2 separate regions of the Homo sapiens genome follow, and region 2 is linked to region 1. A link is a loop called in an ENCODE intact Hi-C map of the cell type or tissue named here. Cell type or tissue: K562. All regions are shown on one strand. Each heading gives the region's core, and the rest is flanking DNA. Links, peaks and the distances in the headings are about the cores only.

Region 1 (9,275 bases), core at 718-8,717:
CCTAGGCATCACCTTACATAGTTATCATTTTTATGGTGAGACACTTTACATCCACTCTTAACATTTTTCAAGAATATAGTATATTGTTAACTATAGTCACCATGTTGTACAATAGCTCAAGATGGATTCTAGTTTGGCCTGCTACTAACTCTGATTTTAGGCATAGTCATTTAGTCATTGCACCTGCTGCGATGGCTTCCTTGTCATTGTGAAATGACGTTATGGCTCCGATAACAGTCCAAGTTCCTTGTATTCTAAATCGCCAGGATTTTGTTTGGGGAAATAAGTACTTTCCATGAGGCTTACTTTCAAGTATAGAACTGAAGTGGAATAAAACTTATTCTTTTAGTCTAATATTCCACAGTCATCTTTAGCTAGAGATGCCATTAATACAGAGCTCTTGTGTTGAAAACTCAGGTACAATTTATTCATAGAAAATAACTTTCTGTTGTGAAATAGCAAAATGCAGTGTTCCCAATCCAAGTGTAAGTTTAATTTTTAGAGTAGACTGGGTGCAGTGGCTCACACCTGTAATCCCAGCACTTTGGGGAGGTGGAGGTGGGTGGATCACCTGAGGTCATTAGTTGGAGACCAGCCTGACCAACATGGTGAAACCCTGTCTCTACTAAATACCAAAAAAAAAAAAAAAAAAAAATTAGTGGGGCATAGTGGCGCATGCCTATAATCCCAGCTACTTGGGAGGCTGAGGCAGGAGAATTGCTTGATCTGGGAGGTGGAGGTTGCAGTGAGCTGAGTTTGCGCCATTGCACTCCAGCCTAGGTAACAGAGTGAAACTCTGTCTCAAAAAATATATATATAATATATATATATATTTTTTACGGTAGATTTTAAACACCAAAATTATGAAAAGAGACTGTAGCTAACCTTATTACATGCCAGTTCTTCTAATTTATTTAAGAATTATTTTAACTTTTTTTTTTTCATTCTATTTCAGGCTGGTACACCCCTCCAAAGGAAGATGGCTAAATGTGTTGACTGTTGTATGTTTGGACTAATGTTGCTTTAAAGAAAATCTTTCTAACATGCAGACAAAAGCTTTGAGTGCCCCTATTACAGCAGTACCGAAGATGTTAGTTAATAGATATTTTAGTGGATAATCTGTCATCTGACATCCAGTATAAGTTACAGCCTTTGCATTTTGCTCATTTTAGATATCTTGGACTGAGCAGTGGGGCCTTTACTGTATTTTTCCTGATAAATACACATACTGGCCACTCCTTATCTCTTTTTCTTGAAAAGTGAACTTTTTAAAGCAGCCAAGTCAACATCAGGCTACTGAAGTTGAGGCTTTAGGGTAACTTTCCTATATTGAGCCCATGGGTTACAAGGATTTGCAATATATTGTTCCATTTACAGCCAATACAGGTTTAATCGATGTTCAATATTGGTTTAGGAAATTTAAGGCCTTCTAAATCATAATAGCTCTTTCATGTCTAAAACCATTTTATGATATTGCCAAAATGTGATAGGAAACCTACTCATTAAATTGTTAAACTTTTTAATGACTATGTGAAGATATGAATTGTTTCCTGAAGATAATACTCTTAATTGAGTTGTATTGTACTTCTTAGGCAAAGCAGTGTAAAACTGTATCAATTAAGGCTTGTGAGTAGTGATTTCCACTGGGGCATCAGAGTCTTGGCTGGGCTGAATCTGCTGCTTGTTGGTTCAGTGTTTCTTATGAACAAGAGCCACAGTACAGAGCTTCAAGTTATTTAAAATACTAAGTCATCTTACGTTTCCATTTTATTAACGGGATGTTGCAATCGTTTGTAAACTAATAAACTTATAAAGTGATTGGCACAAAGACTCCTTGAGCAAAAGCTGTGCAGTTAAGTACAAAAAGATACTTAATTTGGAGACTCTTACAGTAATTTTTGCCATGTCAAAACAATGGCTTTTACATTGAAAGATTAATAGAAACTCTACATATGTTAATTTTTTTATAGAACCTGACTCAAATCAAGGTACTCTCCATTTTATTGCCTTACCTGAATCAGTCCTTTTTGGTTGGTAATAGATTTTTTTATACACCCACGTTTGATTTAAAAGTAAATTCTAGTTCTTAAGCACTTTTAACAAATCCAGAAGCACATTTTTCTGCACAAACAAGTTACAAAGTTCAAAAGTGTTTCTTGTGCATTAGCTTTGAGATTCAGTTTTTAACTTTGTAAACCACATCTGAGAGACTTGTCATTTCTACATTGTGTGTGTTTAATTTCTTTTGATTCCATTTTGGTTAAGAGAGCAGTAAATAGATTTTCTGGTATTCTTGTTCACTTGATTACATTTGTATAAAGTTCTGATTGCCAGTTGCTCAGATAACAAGTGACAAGGCAGAATTCTTTAAATCAGTAAAGTTCCTTAAGCCTAAGGCTAAATCTTGAATACATTGTTGAATTCTTTAATATCCTGATGGCAAGCAGACTGATAGCTGCACATTTGGCATGCTTTGTTTAATGGATTTTATTTTTAATTGCAGATTTATTTGGCAATGTACAGTAAATTTTGTAAACTTGCATCAAGTTTATGAATAAAGAACCATTTAAAAATTTTGTTTGTGCTGATCATGGCAAGCAAAAAAAAGATTACTTTCTCATTTTTCCCTCATAAGAAAACTCTGCTTGATGTGTTTGTAGGCTTTATTGAGTTTCTGGAATAAGATATTTAAGGAGGGAAGTGGTGAGGGGAGGCTTGGAAGACAGGCAGATTTAACAAGAGAAAGTGAAAGTGTGAAAGAACCTGGAAATAGTCTGTACAATAGTCACCTTTTCCTCCGCCTTTTTCCTCTTCCATTCTCATTATAAATTCAAGTGCTACTTTTTCCTTATGGCTATCCTTAGTTCCCCCAGTGAAAATAATCTGCTCCTTCCTTAGCATACCCATGGCCTCCTTGCACACAATTGACAGATTATTTCACATACAAGAAGTCCAGAGGTAGGACAACTCCAGGTACTGTACATCTGGGCTTTGCTCTGCTTCCTTGAGATTTTTCTATGTTGGTTTCATCTTTTGGTTGCATGTTATGTGCAGCCCCCTTACTTGATCCAGAGGTAGATAAATGGCCCTGTCTTCTAGTGTCTCCTTAGGAGGTGAGGAAATCTCTAAAAGCACCATCCCATCAAGCACACTGCCTCTTGCCTTTCCTTGGCTACATCAGGGACCTGTGCCCACCCCTAAACCAATGGTGGTGAAAAGAATGAAACCATCGTGATTAGTTTGCACAAATGGTTCTCAAAGCCTTATTTGGGGAACACTGGAGACCCCTGAGACCATTTCAAGAGGTTTTAAAAGACTATTTTCATAATATTAAAACATTTGCCATTTTCACTCATTCTTCCATGTGTACAATGGAATTTTCCAGAGGCTACATGATGTGATTTTGCAACAGATTGAATTCAGAAGCAAATATGAGAATCTATTTGTCTTCTATTAAGACAAATTAAATATTTGCAAAAATGTAGTGATGCCGTCACTGGTAAACTGTCCTCTTTCCCTACTTTATATCAGCCACAAAGAAAGAACGCCCACTTTGAAAGGCAGTCAGGTTTCATTCAGTAGCCAGAGAATGGAGAAGGGGAGCTCATACTCTAAAGGCACCTTCTCCCAGAGGGATGGGAGGCTGGGGAGTTTAAAGAGTTAGCTGAGGGGCGGGGGAGGTATGAACGGCATGCACAGACTGGAGTTCCAGACAAGCAGGCATAGTCCCTGAACATGCTGCTTCATACATCCATGTTCGTAAGATGCCAGTGAGCTTTCTTTAGGGAGAGGATTTTAGCATTATGTTAATTATCTAAAGGTAACTGGAGGGCGCCTGTTTATCTTCCTCTGGTATTCCGCAAGGGGTCAGGAAGCTCTGGTGACATCTGGGCCATCTGGCTTCCTTAAGCAGCTGCGCCTATAAATAGACTATGGGAAAAAACTGGCTGGGCTTGGTGGCTCATACCTGTAATCTCAACGCTTTGGGAGGCGGAGGCAGAGGGATGTCTTGAGGCCAGGAGTTTGAGACCAGCCTGGGCAACATAGACCCTGGGTCTACCAAAAAAAAGAAAAAAACCACAGCTACTCAGGAGGCTTATGCCACTGACAATGTCATACTATCCACCAGTGGGGGAAGGAGGATTTGGGAAATAATTGTTTTCCATAAAAATATTTCGTTAATGTATAACATCGGTTTTTTAAAAAGAGTTAAGCATTAAGATGTTCTGATTTAATTTTTAATATGGTAAATATTGATAGTCATAACACACATAAACTATTGGTCGTGTCAATATTTTAGGGTGTAAAGGGTCCTGAGGCCATAATGAGAACTGCTAATTTAGACCAAGTTTCTGCCCAAGATCTGGCGATCAAATCAGGGCTCCCTTAGGAAGGAATTGGCGGGAGGAATGGATGTTAGGTGGGGACAAACCTGTGTCTGCTGTGCTTCCATTTCTTGGTGGTTCTCAGTTTGAGCATGCATCAGAATCGTCATAAAGTGTGTTAAAACAGATTGCTGGGCCTCACCCCCAGTGTCTGATTCAGGAGGTCTGGGATAAGGACCGGGAATGTGCTAAAACTTAGTAGTTTCCAGGTGAATCTGATGTCCCTGGCGGGGAACTGGTGCACAGCTTGGGGCGTGCTTCACAGCAATCATCTCACTCAGCTACCTTAGAATGGCAGGTGCTATTTATGCCATTTTACTCATTCGAAACTTTAAACCTGAAGATTACAACGAGTTAACTAAGTTTACAAGGAATAAAGGCAGTGATTTTCACACACTAAGACAATTTTTTAAAAGCAAACGTCCGTTTATAAATCGAGCTTATGCTATTTAAACAGGCATTGGGACTACGAAGAGCAATAAGTACTACCTAGTCCCTGCAAGGAATTTGTGAATTAGAGAAAGATGTAAACTCAGAAATATGGCGGTGCCAGGGCAGTGAGAGGCACAGGCACAGAAGAAGAATTTATTTTCACTGCAGGAGGCCTCCTAGAAAGTTGCCAGGAGCGGTGGCTTATGTCTGTAATTCCAGCACCTTGGGAGGCCCAGGCGGGAGTATCGCTTGAGCCCTGGAGTTTCAGACCAGCCTGGAAACCCGTCTCTACAAAAAATACAAAAATTAGCTGGGCGTGGTGGCGGGAGCTTGTAGTTAAAGCTACGAGGGAGGCTGAGGCGGGAGGATCGCTTGAGCCTGGGAGGTAGAAGCTGCAGTGAGCAGAGGCCGCGCCACTCCACTCCCGCCTGGCCACAGCATTAGACCCAATCTCAAAAATGAAGAAAACAGTTCCGAGCGTATTACGGAACGGAGTACACCTCGGAGTACGGGCTCCAGACGAGGGAACGCACCGGCGTTGCCACGCCCACCTTCCCCGTCCAGCCGGAAGTGGCGCGGACGCCTGCTCAGTGCGCGCCGGCCGGGCAACCCTATGCTGGCGTAATCGGGTTCCTCCGAGCCGCCGTAGGACTGGTTCCGGCGGGCTGGTGAGGAATGGAGCCGGTAGGCTGCTGCGGCGAGTGCCGCGGCTCCTCCGTAGACCCGCGGAGCACCTTCGTGTTGAGTAACCTGGCGGAGGTGGTGGAGCGTGTGCTCACCTTCCTGCCCGCCAAGGCGTTGCTGCGGGTGGCCTGGTGAGGAGAGGAGGCGGAGGCGGGAAGCTTGCCTGGGGACACGCCGTGGGCATGTCCCAGGCTGGCGGGGTGGGGGGAGAGACCCTTGGGACCCACCAGGGCCGTCCCCGGCTCGCTCGCCCTACCTGAGGTGACCCCCTACCCGCGAGGTATCTCCCAGCCGTGGTGCCCCGGGGGGACTTCCCTGAGGGGCGAAGTTCCCCTTAAGGTTTTCTCCATATCTGGCTCTTCTTCCGAACTAGCGCCCTGACTGACACCTACCTACCCCGGGGACTTTGGATCCCGCAGGGATCTCCTGCTGCTGCGCCAGCGGGTGGGGGTTTGTGAGCTGTGGGAGAGACGAAAATGAACGTCCGTTCGCAATCCTTTGTGCGTTTGCGTCCTCAGCGTGTGCCGCTTATGGAGGGAGTGTGTGCGCAGAGTATTGCGGACCCATCGGAGCGTAACCTGGATCTCCGCAGGCCTGGCGGAGGCCGGCCACCTGGAGGGGCATTGCTTGGTTCGCGTGGTAGCAGAGGAGCTTGAGGCAAGTAGCAAGGGGTGTCATGCACAGTCATTTGCAGGTTGGTGGTTCAGTCTTTGAGAACTATTTTTTTTTAAATCCCAGTTTTGTTAATTAAAGGAACATCTCGTTCCGTGAAAAGATTTTGTAAACATCAGTTTTAGTGACTACACGGTAAGGATGTGTCATGATTTATTTGACCGTTCATCAAATGTTGGGCCTTTTTTTTTTTTTTTGAGACGTAGTCTCGCTCTGTGGCCCAGGCTGGAGTGCAGTGGCGCGATCTCGGCTCACCGCAAGCTCCGCCTCCCGGGTTCACGCCATTCTCCTGCCTCAGCCTCCCGAGTAGCTGGGACTACAGGCGCCCGCCACCATGCCCAGCTAATTTTTTGTATTTTTAGTAGAGATGGGGTTTCACCGTGTTAGCCAGAATGGTCTCGATCTCCTGACCTCGTGATCCGCCCGCCTCGGCCTCCCAAAGTGCTGGGATTACAGGCGTGAGCCACCGCGCCCGGCATGTTGGGCCTTTTAAGTATCCACATTTTCACTATTAACAACAACGCTGTGCAGAACCTTCCCTTCACCTGCTTCCCTTGAAGCAACTTTTTGTTGTCTGTTTTACCGGGAAGACAACTGGGTGTGTCTTGCTCAGTGAGCACACCTAGAAAGCCAAGAACCAAAACTTAAAGCCAAATATTTCAACTTCTGATCCTGTACTCTTTTGCTTCTCTGGCCCCCAACTTCAAAAGGGGAGCCAACACCAGGAGAGATGAAGACTCGAACTGTGGAGTCAGAGGGGCTGCAGGGTGTACCATCTCTGGGGAGTGGAAGGGAACCATTTGACAGTAAAGTGCCAACCTGCTGCTCTGTCACTCTGTTTACTTTAGTACGGCTTACAGACAGACATAACTACGGTGCAGCCGTCACAATCAGGAAATTATCACTGATACATTTCTACCATTTTATCCTCAGACTCGGTTCAGATTTTGCCAGTTGTCCCAGTAAGGTTCTTCATGGCAAAAAGATCTGTTCCCAATTGCAATTTGCTCTGAGTAAGTCCTGTTTCTTTAATCTCCTTTGATCTGGAACAGTTTCTCAAGCTTTGCTTGATTTTTCCCAATCTTGACACTTAGGAAAATCACAGGCTATTTTGTAGAACATCCATCAATTGTGTCTTTGGCAGGAAATAATCACAGAAGTGATGCTGTGCTTTTTTCACGGCATACTTTAGGTGGCATGTGATTTCCATTCGTCTTGTTATTGGTGGTATTACCTTTGATTACTCAATTAAGGCGATGCTTGCCAAGTGTCTTCACTAAAATCACTCTTCTACTGTAATGATTGTTTTGTGAAGAGATCATTTGAAACTATGTAAATATCGTGTTTCAATTCATTTATTTATTTATATCTGTACACTCTCGGAGTCTTATTTAATTCAGTGGGATATAATCTGTTACTGTATTTTGGTGCTCAAATTACCCCTCTCACCCCCTAGTTTGGCTAGTAGGAGCTCCTTCAGGCTGGCTTCAGTGTCTTTTTAGAGATGACTCCATTATCTTTGAGCACTTTTCTTGTTTTCTGGCACAAGATGTTCTAAGCTTGTCTTGGGTTTTACCTGCCTTGGTCCTGGAATTGGCCATTAAGCCCTGGCTCCTTTTGATGGAGTGTGGTATTTAGAAATCAAGGTCTAGACTCTCTAAGTGTACTCCTTGCCATTGAGGGATTTGCTGCTCCAAAGCCCAGTCATTAGAGCCAAGGAATATAAGTATGTATATACATGCATGTGTATGTATATACATTAGTATATACATATACACACATTTACAATTATATTTCTATATATATGTGGAGGCTCATGAGTTCACACAGGTGCATCCTTTTCGAATCAAACGCAGGATGCTTTCTAGTTTTGTCTCTGCTCATATTTGTACCTCCCTTTTGGGCAAAGGGAAACCTGGTTCTCATCATTCTTAATGTATTTAGATATTACATCAATGCCCCATATGTAACCAATCTTCTGTTTCCCCCTTCCTTGGGTGGTCTTTCTCCTTACCTTGTTTGGGCTCTGGAACTCTCATTCCAGGGAGCTGGCCAGTATCCAAAGGCAGGCTTGTAGAAAACTTTTCTTCTCTGGCACTTTGTCTCAACTCTTCCCATTTTCCCAGAAGTTTATCATTTGGAAAAATTCAAAATGCAAGCAGATTTCCTCGAAAGTGTTCTCTGGAGCATCGTTTATAATAAGGGATACTAAAAACCTAATGTTAATCTAATAAATAAAGCTATTAAATTATAGACTGCAAATGCATTAATGACAAGAGAAAATGTTGATTTTAAAAGTGAAAACAGATTATGAAATTATATATTTAGTATCATCTGAATTATTAAAGACAAAAAAGGGAGAGTAGAAAAGAAAGCCAAAATGTTAGCTTTTTTTTCCATTTACTGTTTTTAAAAAGTTTTCTATGGTTTTTAAAAAGTTTTCAAATTTTTACCACAGCAGGCATGATTTTTCTATAGCTTTAAGAGTTTATACATTGTAGTGGCTGTTAATAGCCAGACAGACTTAGTTGTGAACCATAGCTTTGGCATATACCAGCGGTGTGACTTTGAAAAAGCTACTCAACCTCTCTGAGCCTCAGGTGCTATCTCCATAAAATAAAAAGAAAAATAATAATTTTCCTATGCCCTTATAGAGTTGTTGTGAGGATTAAATAATGAAAAGGTAATGCATATAAACATTACTTACAATACCAGGAGCATAAGTTCTCAATAGATGTCTATTAAATATTCTTTTATTAGTATCATTATTAAAGTTCACATAGTTATAGTAATGCCCTTAGAGGAGTTCCTCCATTGTAGTAAACTGCTGGTGAGACAAAAACATGAAAACTCTATCCAAATCATACGTGCTGTTTATTTGTGTTTTCCAAGTTATCTAGTGGACATGGGTACTTTTATAGCCATAAAGAAAGTTGATTTAACTTTTCTATTAGAAATATTTTAAAGTCCGCCAGGCATGGTGGCTCATGCCTATAATCCCAGCACTTTGGAAAGCCGAGGCAGGCAAATCACTTGAGGTCAGGAGTTAGAGAACAGCCTGGCCAACATGGTGAAACCCCGTCTCCACTAAAAAAATATAAA
Region 2 (9,275 bases), core at 689-8,688, 93 kb before region 1:
ATGGTAATAAAAGGCTTATATCAAAAAGCATTTCCTCTGCCCTTTCCTTTCTTGCATTGAGTCCTAAATCCCAGAGGCCATCACTTTAAACTCATTTTGCTATTTCCTCTGGTATTTATCATCATATTTCTAAATAATGTTTATGTTGCTATTTCTTGATTTGTTTTCTTCAGTATCTGTCTACCTCCTGGCATAGCTCAGTATAGGGCTTACCTCCCTTATGAGGTCTTAACAATTTCCTTGCTTCCAATCTACCAGTCTGATTGGATCATAGTCTTATGAAATCCAAAGCATTTCCATTATTGTAGGTATCTAAATATTGTTCCCTAACCCAACTCCTGCACTGAAATTGTCTAATTTCTTTCCTTTTTTTCCCTCAGAGTTAATAATTGCTTTGTATTTTTTTCCTTCATTTGCTTATATGTTTTTGTACCTATTACCTACCTTTTTTTTTTTTTTGAGACAGAGTCTCACTCTGTCATCCAGGCTGGAGTACAGTGGCACAATCTCAGCTCACTGCAACCTCCAAGTCCTGGATGCAAGCAATTCTCCTGCCTCAGCTTCCTAAGTAGCTGGGACTACAGGCGCATACCACCACGCCTGGCTAACTTTTGTATTTTTTAGTAGAGACGGAGTTTCACCATATTGGCCAGGCTGGTCTCAAACTCCTGACCTCTTGATCTGCCCACCTCAGCCTCCCAAAGTGCTGGGATTACAAGTGTGAGTCACCGCTTCTGGCCCACCTACTATTTTATTTTCAGATGCTCCAACTGATTTATCAAATGCCTAGTGATAATGATCCAAAAACTAAGAAACACCAGATACTGTATCAGACCTGTTATTTTCCTGGAGGCTTCCCTTTCTCCCTTGCCCTCCATCCTTCTGCTCCAATCTGGACTCAGCTCTCAGCCCATGGCACATCTGGCATCCTGGCATGTCTCTGCACCATCGTGTGAATTTCCTCCTGCCTCTTCTGTTGCATCTCCTGTTCCTTGGCCCCAGATCTTCTTTTTTCCTGGTTTACTCTCTCACTGTGTTGCAGCACATTTTCCAGTGGCTTCCTGAGAAAGAGTGAATGGAAGCCAAGCTTTCTGACCCTCACACATTTTAGAATGTCATTGTTCTACCCCAACTCCTGATTACTAGTTTGGCTGGATGTAATGCTCTAATTTAAATGTAACTTCTCCTCACATTGGGAAATATTGCTCTATTATTTTCTAGTTCCCAGTGTTGTTGGGAATAAGTCCGTGTCATGCGGAGTCTTGGCTCTTTACATGTGACCTGTCTTTTCTCTCTGGAAGATTTTAGGGTTTTCTCTCTATCCTTAGTTTTCTGGAATTTCCCAATGCTGTGCCTTGCTGTAGGTCTTTCTTCATTCACTGTGCTAGTCACCTGGTAGACTCTTTTGAACTAGAAAATTATTTCCTTCTATTGTGGGAAGCCACCAGCAGGTTCGTGTGAGCTGGTTAATCACATTCTTTTCTTCCAAGGACGGAGGTATCAAGGCCCTGGGAACCTTATAAGTGGATGTGGGGAAAGGGGGCCTGAGGTGAATCCAACAAAGCTGCAGCACCCACTGAGCTCATGTCCCAGGGCTAGGCTCTGCCTGAGGACAGGAGACATGGGTGAGACCCACTTCCTGCCCAGTCCCATGGTGGGGCTCAGGACACACATGGTCCAGGAGGCCCCCAGCCCCAGCTACATTGACATGCACCTACCTGTATGCAGCGATCAGTGAGCCACAGGACAACTTAGGGGAAGGGGCAGCTCCAGAGTGCAGGATAGGAGGGAAGTAAATAATCATGGGGTGGGGAGTGGCCTTGTGGGGAAGGGGCAAAGGCAGGGCTGTGTGTGTGTGTGTGTGTGTGTGTGTGTGTGTGTGTTGTGTATTGGAGGAAATGGGGAGAGCATCTGTAGTTTTGTCTGCCCCCTTTTTTGGCCACTGCACCCCTTTCTTCGTGAATAGTTTTTCTTCTCTTCATGGACTGAGTGTCTCTGTCTCCTCCAAATTCATATGTTGAAGCCCTAACCCTCTGTATGGCTGCATTTGGAGATGAGGCCTCTCAGGAAATCATTAAGGTTAAATGAGGTCCTAAGGGTGGGGCCCTGATTCAGTAGGATTAGTGTCCTTATAAGACGAGACACCAGAGAGTGCACTCACTGTCTCTCTGCACAAATACAAAGAAGAGGTCACATGAGCACACAATATGGCAGCCACCTATGGGCCAAGAGAAGAGGCCTCAGAATGAAACCTACCTTGCTGGCACTTTGATCTTGGATTTCCCAGCCTCCAGAACTGTGAGAAATAAATGTCTGTGGTTTAAGCCACCCAGTCTGTGGTATTTTGGCATGGTACACTGAATTGACTAATACATCTCCCTGCCCTACTTCAACCACATGACACTAGAGGGGTCGGCAGTTTTAGAGTCCCAGCTACTCAGCCAACCCAGACCAGACCAAGCAGAAACTTTCTTCTGGAATTTTCTGAATAGGAACTAATAGAGGGGAGCCCCATCCTTTCCTCGGGGGCAAAGCCAGTAAGACAGAAGCCTCATGCTGCCAACAGCCTGACTCTAACCTCGTGGGGAGAGTTGCTCTGAGAGCACAAAACTGATCTGCAGACTGAGGTGGAGACAGAGACAAGGGAAGGAGCCTGCAAATCCTAACAGCGCTGGTGATTCTGAGTCCAGGTATTCCTGAGGCCCAGCTGTTCCCTGTCCTGCCCATGGCTAACTTACTGACCAATGAGCTTCCCTTCTTGCCTAAGCCAGTGAATTTTCTGTCACTCACATCCAAAGAGCCCGGACTGTAATGGCAGGGTATGGCAGGGCTGAGCTGGCTGGGGCAGAGGACGGTGTGGGTGGAATCAGCAGTGACAGGCACACAGGAAGTGCAGGTATCGAGTGGCCTCCATGAGGTCTCCCTCCAGCCCCGACTGTGAGCAAGGCTGGGCTCATACGCTCAGTAGGTCAGAGTGAGGGATTTGGTCAGAGGTGCCATGCTCAGGGCCATCTTTCTATGGGCCAGACTCTTCGTCATCAAAGGTTTTGCCATCAGAGACAGTTTTAGTCCTATCTTGGGTTCACTTGATCAATTGCTGTTCTCCTGCTTTCAGGATCTTTACACTAGGCTGCCCTACCTGGGGGTTAGGAAGCCATAGGCATCCTGGTCATAAGTCTGGACCCCAAAAAGGGCTTCTGCCAGCCTGCTAAGGGTTCCAGAGGGCAGGACTGAGGGGTGGTGGGAGGAGCCCAGCCTGGACGGCCGAGATATATATAGTGCTCTTGATTCATCTCTTGGAACTTTTCACCCATCAAGTTTAGGCTCCCAGTGGGGCACACATGGGAAAGACAATGCCCATGTCTTCAACTAGTTTCCCCATCAGAAGTGGTCATTGCACCAAGCACCCTCCTCCATTAAAACCGGACAGGCCAAGGGCCGCTTTCCTAATGGATGAGTCTTCTTGGTCTGTCTCATGTTCCCAACAGAGCTCCCTCCATGGGATGGGAAGGTGCCATCCCAGGGCCGCCGTTTTGACCCAGCCTCCAGCCAAAGCTGGTCCCCCTGCCAAGCAGGCCCTAGAGTTACACTGGAGAGTGACAAGCCTCATCTGAAGATTTCTTGCTGAAAATTGTCAGTTTCCTGCACAAGTACATCCTGGCAGTTTACACATTTATGCTTAGCGTTCCATTACTGGAACGCTAAGCTTGTGGAGTTATTTATATCCTACTGCTCAGTGTCATCGCCAAGGTCTGATTTTTCACAGAAAAACATTTGCAACCTCTGACATAATGAGTTAATTCAAATTAAACCCAGAAGGAGACTGCTGCTTCAGTCTCAACTGCTTGGAAATTGTGCTATGTAGAGCTTTCGTTTACTGAAAATTGTGCCTTCAGACTCTGTGCAGATTAACCTACTACATAGAGCAAGTACACACATAGGGCACCAACCAAGGACAAGTGTGTACCTGTGTGCACACACAAATAGAAAATCCAAAAATAAATATTTTAATTTCAGCTATCATGGAAGTTTTGTGTCATTTCTCCAAAAATGCCCATGTCAAATTTTATTTTATAATTTAGTCTTGTTTTTATTTAGAATTACTTAAGAAAAAGGGGAGCTGAGTGTGGTGGCTTATGCCTGTAATCCCAGCACTTTGGGAGGCTGAGGCAGAGGATTGCTTGAGCCCAAGAGTTTAAGATCATCCTGGGCAACTTGGTGAAACCCCATCTCTACAAAAAATACAAAAATTAGCCAGATGTGGTGGTATGTGCCTATGGTCCCAGCTGTGCAGGAGACTGAGGTGGGAGATTCATCTGAGTCTGGTAAGTTGACGCTGCAGTGAGCTGTGATCGCATCTTTGCACTCCAGCCTGATGACAGAGAGAAACTGTCTCAAAAAAAAAAAAAAAAAAAAAAAGGAAAAGGAAGAAAGAAAGGCAAAGAAAGAAAGAAAATGAAAGAAGAAAGAAAGAACGAATGAATGAAAGAAAGAAAGAAAGAAAAGAAAGAGAGGAGCTCTGCACAATAATTTTGCAGTGTCTTGGGTCTCTAAAGATCTTAATTAGGACCTAAACTCAGATTAGGCTGGGATCCTGGGCAGTGTGGCCCCAAATACAGTTATGGGAGGCCCTTCCAAGATAAGTCTAGACTGAGATAGAGTAGGTCTCAGGAGAGGGGCTGATATGCCCATGGTTCTCAACCTGGCTGCACCTGGAGAGCTTGGCATCACCTGGAGAGCTTGAAAACATTCTGATGCCCAAGCCCCACCCTAGAGATTCTGAGCTAATTGGTGGGGGATGGCCTGGGCACCAGGAATTTTCACAGCTCACCTGATGATGGCACTGTGCAGCCAGGGTAGAGAAATACTGACCTTTGCTTTCTCCACGTTGTGTCTGCCTTGGTTTTCCCATATTCCCCCAGGCTCCAGGATCTGAATGAACTACAGGAATTGAGAATTAGCCCTCCCACCCAGCCACTTTCTTCCCCTGCTGGGGAATCTTTGAGCCTTCATTTTGGCTATAGGCCTCGATATAACTCATCGGCCCAGGGATCGGGGCAGGAGTGGGGCTCCTGGCAGAGAGCAGAGTGTGGGCTTTGTAGTTACACAGACTTGCATTCAAGTCCCAGCTCTGTGATGTCAGAAGAAGATCTGATCCATAGTTGGTTACCCTGCGAAGTGGAGAAAGTGTCCGCCTAACCGGCAAGATCTCTTTGAGACTGAAATGAGAGAAAGCTGGGGCAACAAGTGAGTTCCTTCCGCGCCATTTCTGTGAGCTGGCCCTGTAGCTTCTCCTTGGTCCTTTGAGTTCTCAGCTTTAGCTCTCTTACTCCTGCTCCTTCTCCTCACTCTCTCTCTTTTCCACCCTGGATAAGTGCCCTGCTTCTCCCCACAGGTTAACCACCCTCCCCCGTACCCAGTGGGTGATGAAAGTCTTCCCTGGTTGTGCCAGCATCTCCCTGATACTTCCTTTCTCTCCTGCATTCAACCATGATGAAGCCCAGCACAGTCTCCCTCTCTTGTGCCCCATTTCCACCACAAGGTCACTGTCAGCTCTTACACAGACATCCCCAGTAGCTTCCACTTTGGCCTCTTCCAACCAGCCATTCTGGTATTGCAGCCATATTCATCTTTAAAAGCCCAATATTATTAAGTCACTCTCTTGCTAAATTCTGCAATGGCTTTGACTCACCCTTGGCCTGCAGGATCTGGCCCCTGCCTGCCTCTGCAGCCACCTTTTGCTTCATTCTTTCTCTCTTACTCCCTCTATCACCTCAGATCCCTGAGGGTTCCCTCCCTCCTACCTCAGGACCTTTGCACATGCTGTTCTCTCTGCCAGAAACACTTCTCTTTGACAGTGAATGCCTTCTCAAATATCCCTTATTTGGGGTGTTGACTACCCACCCCATCAGATTAGGTCCCTCACTATATGCTCTTATATCTCTTTATACTTTTTCAATTAAATAAATTTTGATCACGTGATTTATGGCCATCTCCCCTACTAGACTGTAAGCTCCATAACATCAAGGACCAGGCCAGTTTTTGTTCATCGTTGTAACCCAAATGCTTAGCACTGTGCCTGGCACAAACTAGGGGCCATTTGGACCAAGTGTCTAGGTTGTGTAGACTTGCAGCCCCTGTGGAAGTGTGTGGATAAACATGAGAAACAGGATGACTGCCTCCCCAGCATGGCTTGAGTGTTTCCTGGATGTGTCCAGGCGGGTATCACATGCTGGGTGGCATCAGAGGAGTGCCCTGTTTTCCTTTTATAAGAGAAGGAAAGGTTAGAGACTATGAACAGTCAGCTGTGGGATCATACAGTGTCTGCCCTGCTCCACTTGGCTCAAGGCCTCTGGGGAATGGGGATATGGGACAGGGACATGGCGCATGGTGCAAGTGGTTGTGGCAGCGAGCCTTATGGAGGAACAGCAGTGAGTCAGTCCCTTCTTGGCATGGGACGCTGCCTCTGCAGGCATAGGAGGCCATATTCCCCACTCTCACACCCAGTCAGTTGGGTGCTTCTAACTTGAGCTGTGGCATTTGGCATGTAAAAAATGCATTCCTGGTTTTCCAGCTTGGATCTCATGGTAAGCAGGGGTGTGAGGTCTGAGGAGGATGAGTGTTTCAGTGGAGATGTCTGGATAACTTTTAGGATAAGTATATCCCAAACATTGCATGGGATATACTCATACAAAAAAACTATTTGCTGTTTATCTGATATTGTAGGTTAACTGCATATCCTATAGTTTTCTTTGCTCAATCTGGTGCCCCTAAGCTTGGGGCTTCCTCACTTCACCGTGGTGCTGTTGTGCCCTTCCTTCATTATACCACACTAGGCTCTTGGGGTACACAGAGGAGTGAGACAGGACCCTTCCCTCAGGGAACTCACAGTCTAACATAAGAGATAAGAATTTGAACAGAGATCGCCAAAGCAATGCAAACTCTATTTCTGAGAATTTGGGGACCCTTGTTGGAATAGAACAGCTTTAGAATTCAGAAGAGATCAGAAATCATGGAACAGAATAGGAAGTCCAGAAACAAACCTGAAGGTTTTTCTTTTCTTTTTTTTGGAGATGGAGTCTCACTCTATTACTCAGGCTGGAGTGCAGTGGTGTGATCTTGGCTCACTGCAACCTCTGCTGCCTGGGTTCAAGCAATTCTCCTGTCTCAGCCTCCTGAGTAGCTGGGATTACAGGTGCCTGCCACTACGCCCAGCTAATTTTTATATTTTTAGTAGAGATGAGGTTTCACCATCTTGGCCAGGCTGGTCTTGAACTCCTGACCTCATGATCCACCCACCTCGGCCTCCCAAAGTGCTAGGATTACAGACATGAGCCAGCACGCCTGGCCACAAACCTGAATTTTTATAAGAATATATTGTTTTAGCGTGTGATAAAGGTGGCATTAAGACCTCTTGAGCAAAGAAGAATTATTCAATAAGTTTTGTTAGAGCAATTAATTAACTACCTGGAAAAAAATTAAGTTAGAATCATTACTACTTTAAACCTCATGCCAGAAATGAATTCCAGTTGTTGTAAAGATGTTAACAAATAAAACTGTAAACATACTAACTAGGAGAAAACATAAAAAAAGAATATTTACATGATCTTGGGGATTATGAAGGACTTTCTAAGCATGATGCTCAGTACTGTACAGAAGGTATAAAGAAAAATTGTTCTATTCATTGCAAATTTGTTCTATTCTTGCAAAATTGTTCTATTCATTGCAAATTTGTTTTTCTCAATAATTTCTTCTGTCTTTTCATTTGTTTTTCTGGTGTTTTGTAACATACAGAAGTTTTCATTTTTACATAATGAAGTATGTCAGTGTGAGTATTCCAACTACATAAAAGTACTCATCAACAAACAGGAAAAAGACAAACACAGTAATAGAAAAAATGAATCAAGGAAATATACCAGCAATTCAGAAAAGAAGAAATACAAATGTCCAATGAACATATAAAATAATATTCAATTTCACTAGTAATAATAAAAAAGAAAAAGCAAACCCAGCATTAGTGAATGTATTAGTCCATTCTCATATTGCTATAAAGAAATATCTGAGAGTGGGGAATTTCTAAAGAAAATAGGTTTAACTGGTTCACGGTTCCATAGGCTGTACAGGAAGCATGATGCTGGCATCTGCTCAGCTTCTGGGAAGGCCTCAGGAAACGTACAATCATGGTGGAAGGCGAAGGGGGAGCGAGGCCTCTCACATGGTGGGAGCAGGAGCAAGAGAGAGTGAGGGGGCAGGTGCCACACTTTTAAATGACTGGATCTCATGAGAACTCACTTACTATCATGAGAACAGTACCAAGGGATGTGCTAAACCATTTATGGGAAATCTGCCCGTGTCACGCAATTACTTCCCAGCAGGCCCCATCTCCAAAATTAGGGATTAGAATTCAGCATGAGATTTAGTGGGAACAGAGATCCAAACCATATGAGTGAGGGTCTGGAAAAATGAGCCTTTCATAATTGCTGTCCAAAGGTAAATTGGAGCAATTTTTCTAGATGGCAATTTGTCAATATATATTGAACATCTTAAATCTGACCGGTAGCTTCTAGTATTTTACTACAAGGAAATAAAGTTGCATATCAGCTATGACTTAACTGGAAATACAATGTAGCTGATTATATTTTAAAAGCTGAAAACTATACAGATGTCTGCAAATAAGGTATTAGTTGAATGCATCAAGCACCATTCCCATTGTGAAACCCCATATGCAGGAGATCCCAGGCTTGAAGCCATAGAGGATTCCTCCCCTTGCTGGGCTTAGGGCCTCCCCCAGTTTCTGATATCCCTCATATTTGTAATAAGGCATAAACAATGTACCTTAGCTTGAAAACAAAACAAAACAGTACACCTTTGCATTAGATCATTCTTGCATTGCTATAAAGAAATACCTGAGGCTGGGTAATTTACAAAGAAAAGAGGTTTAATTGGCTCCCGGTTCTGCAGGCTGTACTAGAAGCATGGCACTGGCTTCTGCTTCTGAAGAAGCCTCAGGGAGCTTACAATCATGGCAGAAGGCAAAGGGGGAGCAGGCATGTCACAGGGAGTGAGTGGGAGCAAGACAGAGGGGATGTGCCACACACTTTTAAACAACCAGGTTTCAGAGAACTCATTCACTCATCACCAAGGGGATGGCACTAAGCCACTGATGAGGGATCCAGCCCCATGATCCAAACACCTCCCACCAGCCACACCACCAGCACTGGGGATTACATCTCAACATGGACTGCTGGGGACACAGATGCAAACCATATCAACCT

The links. Hi-C counts contacts between places; a loop is a spot of excess contacts. Peaks named below come from ENCODE experiments on the same cell type or tissue, not always from the same donor. Only the 100,000 strongest peaks of a DNase experiment are listed, where the experiment ranks them.
Region 2: a loop joins it to region 1, with 3 times the contacts of the local background. A loop is called at or near these places in 9 of 110 quality-filtered maps.

Annotation. Positions count from the first base shown.
Region 1 is chr15:75,898,472-75,907,746 of GRCh38, forward strand. It overlaps UBE2Q2 (ubiquitin conjugating enzyme E2 Q2), which reads left to right. Exons shown (of 13, transcript NM_173469.4): 13 at 956-2,607. The coding sequence ends at 987. FBXO22 (F-box protein 22) reads left to right here and starts at 5,407. Exons shown (of 7, transcript NM_147188.3): 1 at 5,407-5,632; 2 at 6,020-6,158. The coding sequence starts at 5,493. RefSeq lists enhancers at 4,575-5,234, 5,059-5,148, 5,235-5,892, 5,509-5,608, 5,629-5,678 and a silencer at 5,729-5,798. In K562, for the core only: a CTCF peak has its summit at 3,857; DNase peaks (open chromatin) are centred at 3,860 and 5,400; H3K4me3 peaks cover 2,337 bases.
Region 2 is chr15:75,805,323-75,814,597 of GRCh38, forward strand. No RefSeq gene overlaps it. Among named protein-coding and RNA genes, the nearest start is that of UBE2Q2, 33 kb to the right of the region's middle. In K562, for the core only: a CTCF peak has its summit at 4,833; a DNase peak (open chromatin) is centred at 4,819.